2 separate regions of the Mus musculus genome follow, and region 1 is linked to region 2. The links are chromatin contacts, found by Hi-C or POLR2A ChIA-PET in ENCODE. All regions are on one chromosome and are shown on one strand. The core of a region is the stretch at or near the end of the contact, and the rest is flanking DNA. Distances in the headings are between cores, read along the strand shown. Region 1 holds the start of 4930539J05Rik (RIKEN cDNA 4930539J05 gene). Region 2 holds the start of Cenpe (centromere protein E).

Region 1 (6,202 bases), core at 936-3,435, 230 kb before region 2:
CACACACGCACAGAAACTTAGTCTGAGAGTTTGAATTTAGGTTAAGTCTTGGGGGCAGAGGCTGTGAGAGCTCCCTACAACAGAATAAAAAAACGTTTAACGCTAACAGAGAACATTATCTTAAATAGTTAGAAAAGGAGATGCCGGAAAGAACCCGAGCCAGTTAAAGCAGCCGCCATCTTAAAATGCGGGATAGAAGTTAGAGCAAGAAAATGAGACTAAACCACCGGAGAGGTGGATCCACTCGCAAAATATTTCTGAAAAAAATTCTAGTTCTTGCCAACTTAAATTGACAACTTATCAAACTATATCGATTTGCTCAAACAAGCCTCCTTAAAGATGGGTTTTAAGCAAAAACAGTCTCCCCATCCAGTTTCCCTGCACTGTCAACCCCCACTCCCCCCAGGATCTTTCAGAAGGCTTTTACAGGGTTCCCAGTGCCTCAGATAAATAGCTTCGGGTGAGAGCAGCGACCACACAACACAGGAAGTGGCAACAGTGTCGGTCCACCTCCTCCCAACCCTACTTACTCTTGTGTAACTGCCCAGATTTGGTTAAGCTTCTGAACAGACTTCGTCACCACATTTTAGCGAACTGAGGTATGTTTGTCATACCCAGACTCTCAGTCAAGTTTGGAACAAAACGTTTTTCATCTGTTACATTCCTTTCTTTTGAATGCCAATAAGCCTTAGCAGCTGTAATAAGTTTTGAAGAACCAAGACTAGGAAGCAGCACCATGACATTAGCCGAGGGCCTGTACACAATTCTACTTCCCAAACCTGACTCTTAGGCAAAAAACCGAGGAGCCTAATAGCCACGCTCCCTCACCCATACTTACAGATTCTAGTGAAAAAAGCTAACATTTCGCTTACCCAAACCATTCAGTTCCCTATCTTACAGCTCATTTCAAAGTGCACCTGCCTTTCCTTAACCCAAGAAAAGGTATTTTCAGAATTGTATCCACCACCAGACCCACGCTTTTTTTCCTCTGGGCCCCAAGCCTCCTTTCTTCCCACAACCCTGTCCGCACCATTTAGTCCAAACTGCTCACCTTATTAATCCGTTTCAGCGCCATAGTCTGTGCTTTTCGCCGGGCTCCTCACTATCCCGAGGTGTACTCAAAGGTCCGGCCAAAATTCTTGATTATCCCGGCGGCGGGGAAGGGTTGTCTCTTCTTCTCACACCGGCTCTGCCAGACACAGGCGCCTTTTTGCAAAAACGGAGCAGGTCAGCGACTCGCCAGGGCCTCGGAGAAACCCTGCTGACTCCAGAACCCTGAAAACCGCCGCGATCCCGGCAGGGCGGGGCGGGGTGGCGGAGCCACCAGCTACCGAGATCCGCGCTTCGCCCCAGAGAGGGCGAGAGGGTGACGGGAAGCGCCGAGAGGTGGTTACAAGTTTAACTTCCCGGCCTCTTGAAAGGAAGACGAGCCCCGGGTGGGAGAGGAAGAGGCGGAGGAGAAAGGGGTGGGTGCGGGGCAGGGTCCAGAGCCGGGCAGAGGAGGAGCCGGGGCCTAGTCGGCGCTAGGCCGGCGTCACTCGGGCAGAGAAAGGCAAGGGGGAGGGGAGCGGGCGGCTCCGGACCGACGCCGGGCTCCTTTCGGTTTCGGCTCCAAGGGACAGCGAGCCAGCACAAGGCAATGGGCCCCGGGTGCGCTCCCGTCCCCACGGCGAGGGCTGTTCTGGGTCGCCCCTGACACCACCGTACTCTCCGCCTCGCAGCGCGCTCCTGCGTGCGCGCGCCCGCCCGCTCGCTCGCCCGCCACCTCGCCACCACGCGCCCGGCGGCCGCGGAGCTCCGGCGCGAGGACGCGCCCATGCCCCCTCCCCCTGCGGCCGGGCCCCGGCTCCGCCGCCGGCCTCTCCCCACCCTACCCCACCCAGCCGCGAGGGCTGCCCGCTCGGGCCGCCCACAGCCCCCCGGGCACCGCGCCGGCCCCGGCCCGTCTCCCTCCCCTTTCCCGAGCTGTCCACACCCACGCGTACAGAGGGCCGGGGCCTCCCTCGAGCTGCGGCCTCGGCCTCCTCCCCGCGCGGCAGCTGGTGCCTCCCCGGCCCTACGGGGCTCACGCGCACGGCACAGCCACAAGATGTCCGCTCTGACGGAACTACTGCCAGCTGCCACGCTCCGCCCCTCCCCCCGCCTATTCACCGCCGCGTATCCGTCCGCCAACGCCGCCGTCGCGAGCGCGGGGCGAGCCGAGGGGTTCAGGGGGGAGCGGTTTGCTTCCCTCGCTCGGGCCGAGTGGACGTGCCGCCCGCTTGCCGTCTCCCTGTCGGAACAGCACCTTCTCGCTAAAGCGATCGGAGGTCGGGCCGGGAGGGCGGGGGACGGAGGCGGGTCATGGGCTGAGGGGGAGGGTAGGCGAGTGGCGGAAACCCTTAAATTCAGAGAAGCATCGAGAACCGGAAGGAGACCTTAGGAGGAAGGTAATGGAAGCGGCAGCTGCGCGGTCGAGGCCCCACGCCCCTCCCTGAGTGGCCCCCCGTTTCCTCACTTGGGATGGAGGTGGCGGATCTCGCGAGAACCTCGTGGCAGGCTCGCAGCAGCTCCGGGTCTGCAATGACTTAAGGGCAGTTTTGTGCTCTCTTCCTGGCTCGGGACCCGCCCCCAAATCCGCAAGTTATCGCGAGATGCGCCGGCAACCCCCCCCCTGGGCTCTTACTGGGCGGGTCTTGCGAGGGAAGCACCGCCCCTGAGTGCTTATGCTAGTGGGCGGGGGAGGAAATGGAATTCCCCCGACCGGCCGGCCGTCGCGCGCCGACACGGCCCTCCCCCGGGCGTCCAATCGGGGAGGTGCTGTGGGCGGGGCCGCGGGGTGACTAGATGCCTTAGTCAAGGTGGAGCCGGTTCACGGCTTCTGCCGGCCCAGGTGATGGAGATTTCTTCCCGTGCTCCTCAGAGAGGGCTGAGCAGCGCGAAGAAGCTCCCCTCAAATTAGGAACAGCAAATTAAAAGATCCAGGCTGAGTGCTGATCGCACCGCCAAGTGCGGACACATGCGCGTTGTTAACCCCGAGGGGCCAATCTGAGAGCAGCGGCCTGCAGGGTTCTGCGTTTGCATAGCCTTAACAATACAGCTTTATTGTGATCGGATTGGGTAGAGCCTTAGGTATGGAACCGCAAGAGGAATATCCTAGAATCGTCTTTTCCTTCTGCTGTTTCAGTTTTTGAGCCCCAAAGTGACAAAATACTAGGGAATCGGTCTGGATTAAATCCTGGGGGTGAGATCTGTTAAGTGTGCCACTGCCCTGTTTTAGTCTGCCCTGCATAAAATGTAGAGGGCCGTTTGTCATCGAGAGTACTCTTTGGGTAAAAAGTAAGACTTTAACTTTTGAAAGACATTCAAAAAGATCAATATGTTTAGGTTTTCTAGCATCCTTAAACGACCCTACTTAAAGTGGAGGTCCTTCAGGACTACGTGGAAATAATTTGAATTTTGAGAACCTGTTGCAGGCAATATTCCGCAAGTAAAATGATAAAAGTCAATGTATAGCCGAAGAGTGACGGTGTATACCATAGGTAATATCACTGGAGCAGTTAACGGAATGCAGCTGCCTCAGCTACTCGCCATAGGAACCACCTGGAGTCTTGTTTAAAATGCTGATTTTATTTAGTAGGCCCGAGATTATACTTACAACAAGCAGCCAAGTGATAGAGATTACTTCATCAGAACCATTTTCTGAGTTAGTAAACCCTCAGTACTTACCTCGTGCCCTACGGGACACCTCTGACTTTCTCCTCCCTGAACAGCCCATTGTTCTCTCCTGGCTAACCAGTAGACACAAAGCAAAGAGCTAAGCATGGGGGTGGGAGGAGAACCCCAGATCTGAGTTCTTGCTTACGGCTTTCTATTTATGATAGTGGTCTGGTTCCACATATTATAGTTTTGTTTCTTCACCACCAAGTTAGATGTAATAATGCCCGCCCTTTGTCACTGAGTTGCTGTGTTTTAAATGTCATAATGTGAAAGGACACTGTAGGCTGTTACTGGTTATATCAATGCTGTTTTAAGATAGCGTACAAATAATGGGTTTCCCTGTGACAGTGTCATGTATATGTCACACTTTGTTCTTGTTACCCCCTACACACACTGCTGCTCCTCCTTGCTATCAGTCACAACTCAGCTATTTAACTGGCCAGAGAGAAATATGAAACATTTTGAAATATATGTATATATAATAAAATAGATTATATCTATGAAAATTATGTGCCGGGCATGACACTTGTTTTCTTTTACAAATGAAGAAACTGGGCACAGATTGCTATTACACCAAGGGGACAGAGCTATTAAGTGGGAGAAGTGGAATTTGAATGTAAGTATTCAATTTCAGAGTACTTACTGGACTGAGTCTTATAGAACACGAAGTTTTCTATTTGTGTTTTAAATTGACAGCTGAATTCGTTTGTTTGGCTTCTTTTCCCCTTTGTTTTGTACTTTCAGAAGCCAGGGTGCACAGATTAGTGAGGAACCTAACTGGAACCTACCAACTAGAAACTCAACATACAGGGAGGACAATGAAGTAACCTTCAAAGAAACCAGTTCCTGTTGCCCTAATCTAACAAGTTTCAACAAAGAAGTACACTAAAACTTTACTGCTATGCAATAAAGCACAGCAAACTGGGAAAAATTGTGGTCAGAGTTCTTATATCTAAAAGTATGTGGGCAGTTCAGTAGAGCTGTTGACCCTGCTCAAAATAATGTTTCATATGTGAAAACACCCTCACATACACTGAAATTCATACTCTAGAGTGAGACATTGGAAGTAGTCAGTTTTAAAGAAAAGCAAACATGGTATGAGTAATTTTAATAGACACTATACTAGGTCTAGGACTATAGGTCAATTGGTACAGTGTCTGTTTAGCATGCATGAGGCCCAAGGTTCAGTTCCTAGCACCTATGAACAGGAATGGAGCCGCACAGCCATAATCCCAGCACTTGAAGTTGAGTGGGGCTGGGGGTTGGAGTGTCTCCTTACCTTGTATCTAGTTCAAGGTCTGCTTGAGATGTGTAAGACCCTAACTGAAGAAATAAAACACAGTAGGGTCTAGTTGGTTAATAAAGACCCAAACTTTGAATTGATGATAAGGTAAATGGTGTGTCTAGTATTTATTAGAATTGTAATGTGGTGATACAAACTTACACACATGAAAAGTAGGTTTGGCTAATACTCTGTGTTTATCTCCTACATCATTAGTTGAAGACATGCAAAGTGATTAGGAAAAGATAAGATACAGAATTTTAACTGGGCATAGAATTGAAGGCCTGTAATCCCAACCTTTGGAGGTAGACGCAGAACCTAAGAGTTTGATGACAGGAGTTGGAGAGATGGATGAAGAGTTAAGAACTCTTGTTGCTCTTCCAGAGAACCAGGTTCAGTACCCAGCATCTTCATGGTGGTTCACAATCATCAGTAACTCCAGTTCCAGTGGATCTGATGCCTTCTGGCCTCCGTGGGCAACAGGTATGCATGTAAGATAGAAATACATATTAAACACACACACACACACACACACACGCACACGTAGGTAAAACATTCATACCATAAAAATTTGAGGCCAGCATATATGACTACACTGTCTAAAACAAAAAAAAAGTGTACCCTTACTCAATATATACCATATACAGAATAAAGTATTTATATGAATTTCTATTTGAAGTTCATTTGCATATCCTGCAAAAAGGTGATTTGAAGCCTAAGTGAAACAAATATGTGGTTTTCATAAAAATACAACTAATTTTATACTCTAATTTAAAATATCATTTTGTAAGGTTGAGTGAACTTCCTTCAGGGAGTTGTATTTGGCTGGGCGTGGTGTCATCCCTCTAATTCTGGCACTGGGGAACGGAGGAAGGAGCGCACCAGCTAGAGCCAACCTGGGCTATGGAATGGCATTGCTTTTAAACGGAAGCTGTGCTTCATGTTGAGAACAGTATTTTGACATTAAATTGGTAGGGTTCAGGCTGTAATGAGCCATGCACAAATCTTTGTGATTAAAAAATAGTGTTTTTCTCCATACAAAACATATATATAAATGTTCATAGTAGTTAAATCATAACATTCAAAAACAAGCAACCCAGATCCTTTCCAGTTGATTTAGGTTATTCATCAATGAAACAGAATTGCACTGAACAGAAGAGAATGCTGGCATATAGTAGCACACACTTGTAATCCTAGGAATAAGGGAGGATCGTGAGTTTT
Region 2 (6,039 bases), core at 1,642-4,141:
CTTTAAAAAATATATTAGTATATTAAACAGTTGTTTACTAGGAAGCATTTTATTTTCTATACTTCTGTGCTCAAAATGTTGTCTTCCTAGTTTTAATAAGATGACCACCTAGGGTCTGGGAAAATAGCTCAATTTAGAACACCTTTGCAGTTCAGGTTGGCCTTGAACTCCTGACCCCTTATCTTCAGATTATAGAGTGCAGGGATTGGAGGTCACCACCACCAGGCTAGGAAGCAACGGATGCCATCATAAACTTACCAAATTGGAAAGATTTACCCCCATCGCTCTGATAAATAGCGTTTTTATCTGTTTTCCAGTAAATGTGGGTGGCTTCTCCAAGTTCTTCTTCTCTGGAAGAACGGAATGCTACATTTTAGTACGTGATTCTGGTGGTCACATAACAGGAGGGGTAATTTACAACATTTCATGTCCTAAGGAATAGCAGTAACATACAGCGTCTACTCTGGAAAGGTTGGGACTCAACTCTCCTAAATGGGGCTCAAGGTCTGCTTCTCGCCAGTCCCTACTGAAGCCCTCCACTCGAAGTACCCAGCAATGGAAGAACAGTTCAGGGTGTGACTCTCATTATGTATTAGGACCCTTTTCTAGGGGTGTCTGACTTTTCACATAAGACATAATTTTGTCATCTACAAAGGAAGGAAATGGAAAACACCTCAAGTCAGTTTGAAAAGAAAACAAAAATCTTCCTTTCCTGGCAGGAAAGTTCCCACTGGAGGCTTTAAAACAAAACAAAAGCTTTTTTTTTTTTTTTTTTTTTTGGGTTTGGTTTGGTCTGGTTTGATTTATTTCTTAAAGATTATAATTCTTTTTTTCTGCAAACTGCCAGCTCTGAGAGAGTAGGGTGCAGTTTAGTGGCCACCACCTCCTCTGACATCTCACCTGCCCAGAAAAATGCAGAAGACCTAGGGTGCCTACCAAGCCCAGTGCCTTCCCCCTTTTTTTGAAATGTCAACTTCACAGCTGACTGAGCCTTGCAGAGGTGCAGAGTCATGACATCACCAGACAGTCCACATGCAGAGAGGGCTGGCAGTGTTCTGAGTGTGGCACAAAGACTGGAAAACTGAGAGCTACTGAGCTGGGGAAAGATCTTGTATTACCGGAGAACCTTGCAATACAAAGTTTCAAAAATCTGGGTAGTGGTGGCACACACTTTTAATTCCAGCACTAGGGAGGCAGAGGCAGGTGGATCTCTATGAATTGGAGGCTAGCCTGGTCTATGGAACTGAGTTCCTGGATAGCCAGGGCTACACAGTGAAACCCCATCTCAAAACACCTCCACCACCCAACCAAAACCGACCAACCGCCCCCCCCCCCAACCAAATAAACAAACAAAAATTAAAAAAAAAAACCCAAACCTCTTGCAAAATGAAGATTTAAGTAATATAATTTTATGTTTAACTATATTCATAACTATCTTTGTCTGCATAGGCTCTACTTCCTCTCTGAAATCTTTAAAAAAAACAAAAAAACTTCTGGAATCTTCCGGAATACTTGACATGCCCTAAATCCCCTGAACTATGTCACTAATCTCTTTCTGTTCTTTACTTTGAGACATTGTCTCACCTTGTTGGCCTGGAACTCACTAGGTAGCCCAGGCTGGTCTACAACTAAGATACACCTCCCTCTGTCTTCTGAGTGCTGGGGTTAAAGGCCTGTGCCACCATGACAGACACCACTAATCTCTTCAGTGCCACCTTCCTCTAAATTCCTATTCGTACCAAACACCACATCAGTCAAGCAATCTGGAAGTTGAATCTCTGTGATCTATCCATCAATGAACCACCTATTCTGTAGTGTTAGCGTTTTCCTGACACCAGGTACCCCATGTCTCTGAAGGCCCAGTGGCTCTTTCAACATTCTGCACAGTTTTGTTTTGTTTTTCTTTTTTTTTTCTGTGTATCGTTAACGGCTTATGTCTATAGATATACTGTTTTAGTTTGCTTTGTGCTGCTGTGATAAAATATCATGACCAAAAGCAACTTGGAGTGGAAAAGGTTTATATCAAAAGCAACTTGGAACGGAGAAGGTTTATATCAGCCTACACTTCCAGCCCCAGGGAAAGTCAGGGCAGGGTCGCAAGCAGGAGTGGAGGCAGAATTCATGAAGCACATTGTTTATTGTCTTGCTCTCTCTGGGTTTTGCCTACGTAGCTGTCTTACACAGCCTTGAGTTCCATGAGTAAGAATGGAACCACCCAGACTGGCCTAAGCACTGCCCATATCAACCAGGAACTAAGATTCCACCACAAGGACATGCCCACTGGCCAACTTCATCCAGGTAGTCCTCCAATGGAGACTCCCTTAGATATAGCTGGCTGTCAAGTCAACAGCTAATGCTAACTAGGAGCCAGCTTTTTCCCAAATTAGGGAAGGAACTTAAATGCAAGAAATAATCAATTTTGAGAATCTCGCCTATCGACCACCCGTTTAATACCAATTTCTCAAGCTTTAGCATCTCTAGCTGAAGGCCAGAAGCCAGCAAACCCAGTAGACTTCATCAACCCCCTCTTGTCTTTTCTTTCTGGCATTCCCGACCTTTTCCCACTACTGAACATTCACTGTCTCCGTCCATCAGGCGAGGACGGCAGTGTCCCCTGAGCAGAACTACGCGCAGTCGGACCGTGTTTTCGGGGAAACGGAGTCCTGCACCCGGGTGTCGGTGTGACTCGGGGCAGCGCGGGCTGGGACGCAGGTCCCCACGCCGCCCCAGGCCGCCTACCTGCTGTTGAGGGGTCGCACACGAACACAGACAGCCACTGAAGCCTCCTCGGCCATCCTGTCCGCTGCAGACTAAGGGAAACGAAGGAGAGCAACGGCGCCGACCGAGCTCCCGGGCCGCCCCGCCTTTAAGTTTAAAATGTCCTCAAGGTTGCAGCGGATTGGGTGGCGCAGCGTCATGACGTCACGGGACAGTCCAAGTGCTGCGGCGAGTGGGGGTTGCGGGGGGAAAGGCGGGGCGAGTCCATGGATGGGGAAGGCGGGGGAGACTCAGAGATCCCGGAACTGAGAGCCTCAGAACTCAGCTGGAGAGAAGTTTTGTGTTAGAGTCACGCCTGCAGAACAAAAGAATTATAATCTTAAAAAACAAACAAACAAGAACTCCAGACTAGACCAAACCAAAAAAAGCTTTCGTTTTGTTTTAAAGCCTCCAATGGGAACTCACTGCCCAGCCAGGAAAGGAAGATTTTCTTTTCTTTTGGAACTGCTTTGAGGCGTTGTTGTTTCTTTTCTTTAACTTTCATTTCTCTGGACGGTGAGTGTAAGAGCCTCATGTAAGGGAGAGAATCATTGACACCTGGGAAAATGTTGTGGGGACATGACAGTGCTGCACACTAGAGCATGGATTACCCGAGAAATCCCCAGTACTAGGCATGGAACACTTCTTTTCATGTTGGTTAGAGTAATCCAAGAGGCTCCCAAAATAATAAAGCTACGCCTTAGGGACGAGGCTTCTAGCTCAGAAACAGCTGGAATTTTCTAATTCCCGACAAGTCTGAAGTATGTGGTGTCTCCAGGCAACAATGACTTAACCTTCAGCCTCAGGGAGGCAACCAAGGACAATTTGGGGATGTCAGTTCTCTCCTACCACTAGGTTCTAGGGATTCAACTTTAGCTTGGCAGCCAGTGACTTTACTCACTGAGCTATCTTCCCTGCCCTGTTTTAACTTTTTTTTTTTTTTTTAAAGTGGGCAAATATATATTTAGCTGTAGGGAACAAACTTATGAAGGGGAAGAAATGTTATGTCATTAAAGGCTCAGAGGCAAGGAAGGGATTTTTTAGAGCAAGAGTATTATTTTCACAGCTGTGATTTTGTCACACTGTCTTTGCTAACATTATATAGCAGGCAGTATTTATTAAAGATTGACTGTATTCCACTATATGATCTATGCTGTTCATCAAGAGATAATTATTAGAAGGAAAAAGAGAGGGACTGAGAGGGTAGCAGAAGAGGTGAATTTGACAAAAGGACGTAATATTCAGGTATGAAAATGTCATAACAAAATGAAACGTCTTGTACAATTAATATACACTAATGAGAAAGAGATGGTGCTTGATGGTTCAAGGCCAATGGGGGCAGTTTAATCAGTCTCACAATAACTGAAAAGGGGGCCGGAGCTGGGGAATCCTGCATCATTCTGTTCAATTCCTAACAGTACAGAAAAAGAGATATTCATTGTGAAACTGTTTTATGTTGTGCTTTTTTTTTTCAAACCCAGATACCAATTGTTTGATTTTACCAAAGAAGCCTAGGGAGCCAGATGCTGGGTATAAAAGCCTGCTAGCTCAGAGAGTCAGAGGAAGCACCCCGCTGACCCTCCTCCTCAGCTGATGTTCCAAAAGGAAGCTCTCCTTCTCAAAAACCCCTCAATTTCCCTTCTATTTCCTGTGCGTCTCTCTATCCGTCCTCCTGACTTCCTCTTATTTTCCATTAATAGTCCTGTTCTAAGTAAATCCAAATGGCTGTGATCAAAGGTGTGTGCTAGGGCTGACCCACACCACAACTACAAACAGATGTTTTCCAGTAAATAACCCAATCTTGGGGTTCTCAGTGTGATCAAATGTCCTGCAACAATGTTGAATATTTTTCCAGGCTTAGAAAACAACAAGCATGACTACAGCAGAGTATATGTGGCTTCTTATTCTTTTAGAAGCGGTAGTAATACGCACAAGTATCTCTGTCTCTCCCAGGGTAGAGAGAACAAAAGACATTAGTGAGCATGAGAGCTTCTCATGAAAGGCACTCTTGTGGAAGAAGCAGGCAGTGCATAATAAATAGCAACATAACGATTGCATTCTTTAGAAATCATCTTTATTGATACGAAAGCGGAGGGAAAGTTCTCTGTTATAACTAAGGAACTGAAAGCTTGATACATTGGGATAGCTGCTAGTCAGAGCCATAGGGGTTTACTTAGAAGTTCACAAGAACAGAGGGGCTGCACTCAAACAAGTGGATATTCATTAGGTATCATAGTTTAAACTAGACTTTTTACTCCAAAGACACGATCTTAGCTAATGTTGTCATTGTATCATGTGTAGGTCTGTACTGGCTGGTTTTGTGTCAACTTGACACAACTGGAGTTATCACAGAGAAAGGAGCTTCAGTTGAGGAAATGCCTCCATGAGATACAACTGTAAGGCATTTTCTCAATTAGTGATCAAAGGGGGAAAGGCCCCTTGTGGGTGGGACCATCTCTGGGCTGGTAGTCTTCCTCTGGCAGGCCGAGCAAGCCAGAGGAAGCAAGCCAGTAAAGAACATCCCTCCATGGCCTCTGCATCAGCTCCTGCTTCCTGACCTGTTTGAGTTCCTGACCCTGACTTCCTTGATGATAAACAGCAATATGGAATTGTAAGCTGAATAAACCCTTTCCTCCCCAACTTGCTTCTTGTATCATTCTTGTTTGTGTAGGAATAGAAACTCTGACTAAGACAAGGTCCAAGTTATTTTTTTTTTCAGAGTCATCTGGATAACAAGGACAGAAGACACATTTGAGCATTCGTTCGCTCTTGCTGCTGTTGCTTTATGAAAGGAGCTTAATTTTGCTTCAGTGTTAGAATTTCTTTTTTTCGAGACAGGGTTTCTCTGTATAGCCCTGGCTGTCCTGGAACTCACTTTGTAGACCAGGCTGGCCTTGAACTCAGAAATCCGCCTGCCTCTGCCTCCGGAGTGCCGGTATTAAAGGCGTGCGCCACCACGCCCGGCTCAGTGTTAGAAAAAAATTAGCAAAGTGCCTGATGTTGACGCGGCACACCTACCTCCTTCCCAGTACCTCAGAGAAAGAGGCAGGTGGATCTTTGTGCATTTCAGGATAGCCTGGTCTATAGAGCTAGTTCCAGAACAGGACAGCCAAAGATAGACAGACAAAACCTGTCTGAATGTGGTGGCTCATACCTTTAATCCCACCCCTTGGGAGACAGAGGCAGGTGGGTCTCTGTGAGTTCAAGGACAGCCTGGTCTCCTGAGCTAGTTCCAGGACAGCCTGGGTTACACAGAAGAACCCCATCCATGACCACTTTGAC

What was found. Hi-C counts contacts between places; a loop is a spot of excess contacts on that map. ChIA-PET counts read pairs that join two places held with the same protein, here RNA polymerase II (POLR2A).
Region 1: a loop to region 2 is called in a map of heart, with 2.5 times the contacts of the local background. The contact joins the promoter of 4930539J05Rik here to the promoter of Cenpe in region 2. A Hi-C loop is called at or near these places in 1 of 37 maps with a recorded cell type or tissue (heart). POLR2A ChIA-PET finds 5 or more read pairs at or near these places in 1 of 5 experiments (embryonic stem cell).

Annotation. Positions count from the first base shown.
Region 1 is chr3:135,434,648-135,440,849 of GRCm38, reverse strand. It overlaps 4930539J05Rik (RIKEN cDNA 4930539J05 gene), which reads left to right and starts at 2,185. Exons shown (of 3, transcript NR_030689.1): 1 at 2,185-2,429; 2 at 4,248-4,315; 3 at 4,444-4,630. Ube2d3 (ubiquitin-conjugating enzyme E2D 3) reads right to left here and starts at 1,724. Exons shown (of 7, transcript NM_001356597.1): 1 at 1,052-1,724. The coding sequence starts at 1,075.
Region 2 is chr3:135,209,415-135,215,453 of GRCm38, reverse strand. It overlaps Cenpe (centromere protein E), which reads right to left and starts at 2,891. Exons shown (of 46, transcript NM_173762.4): 1 at 2,740-2,891; 2 at 259-350. The coding sequence starts at 2,795.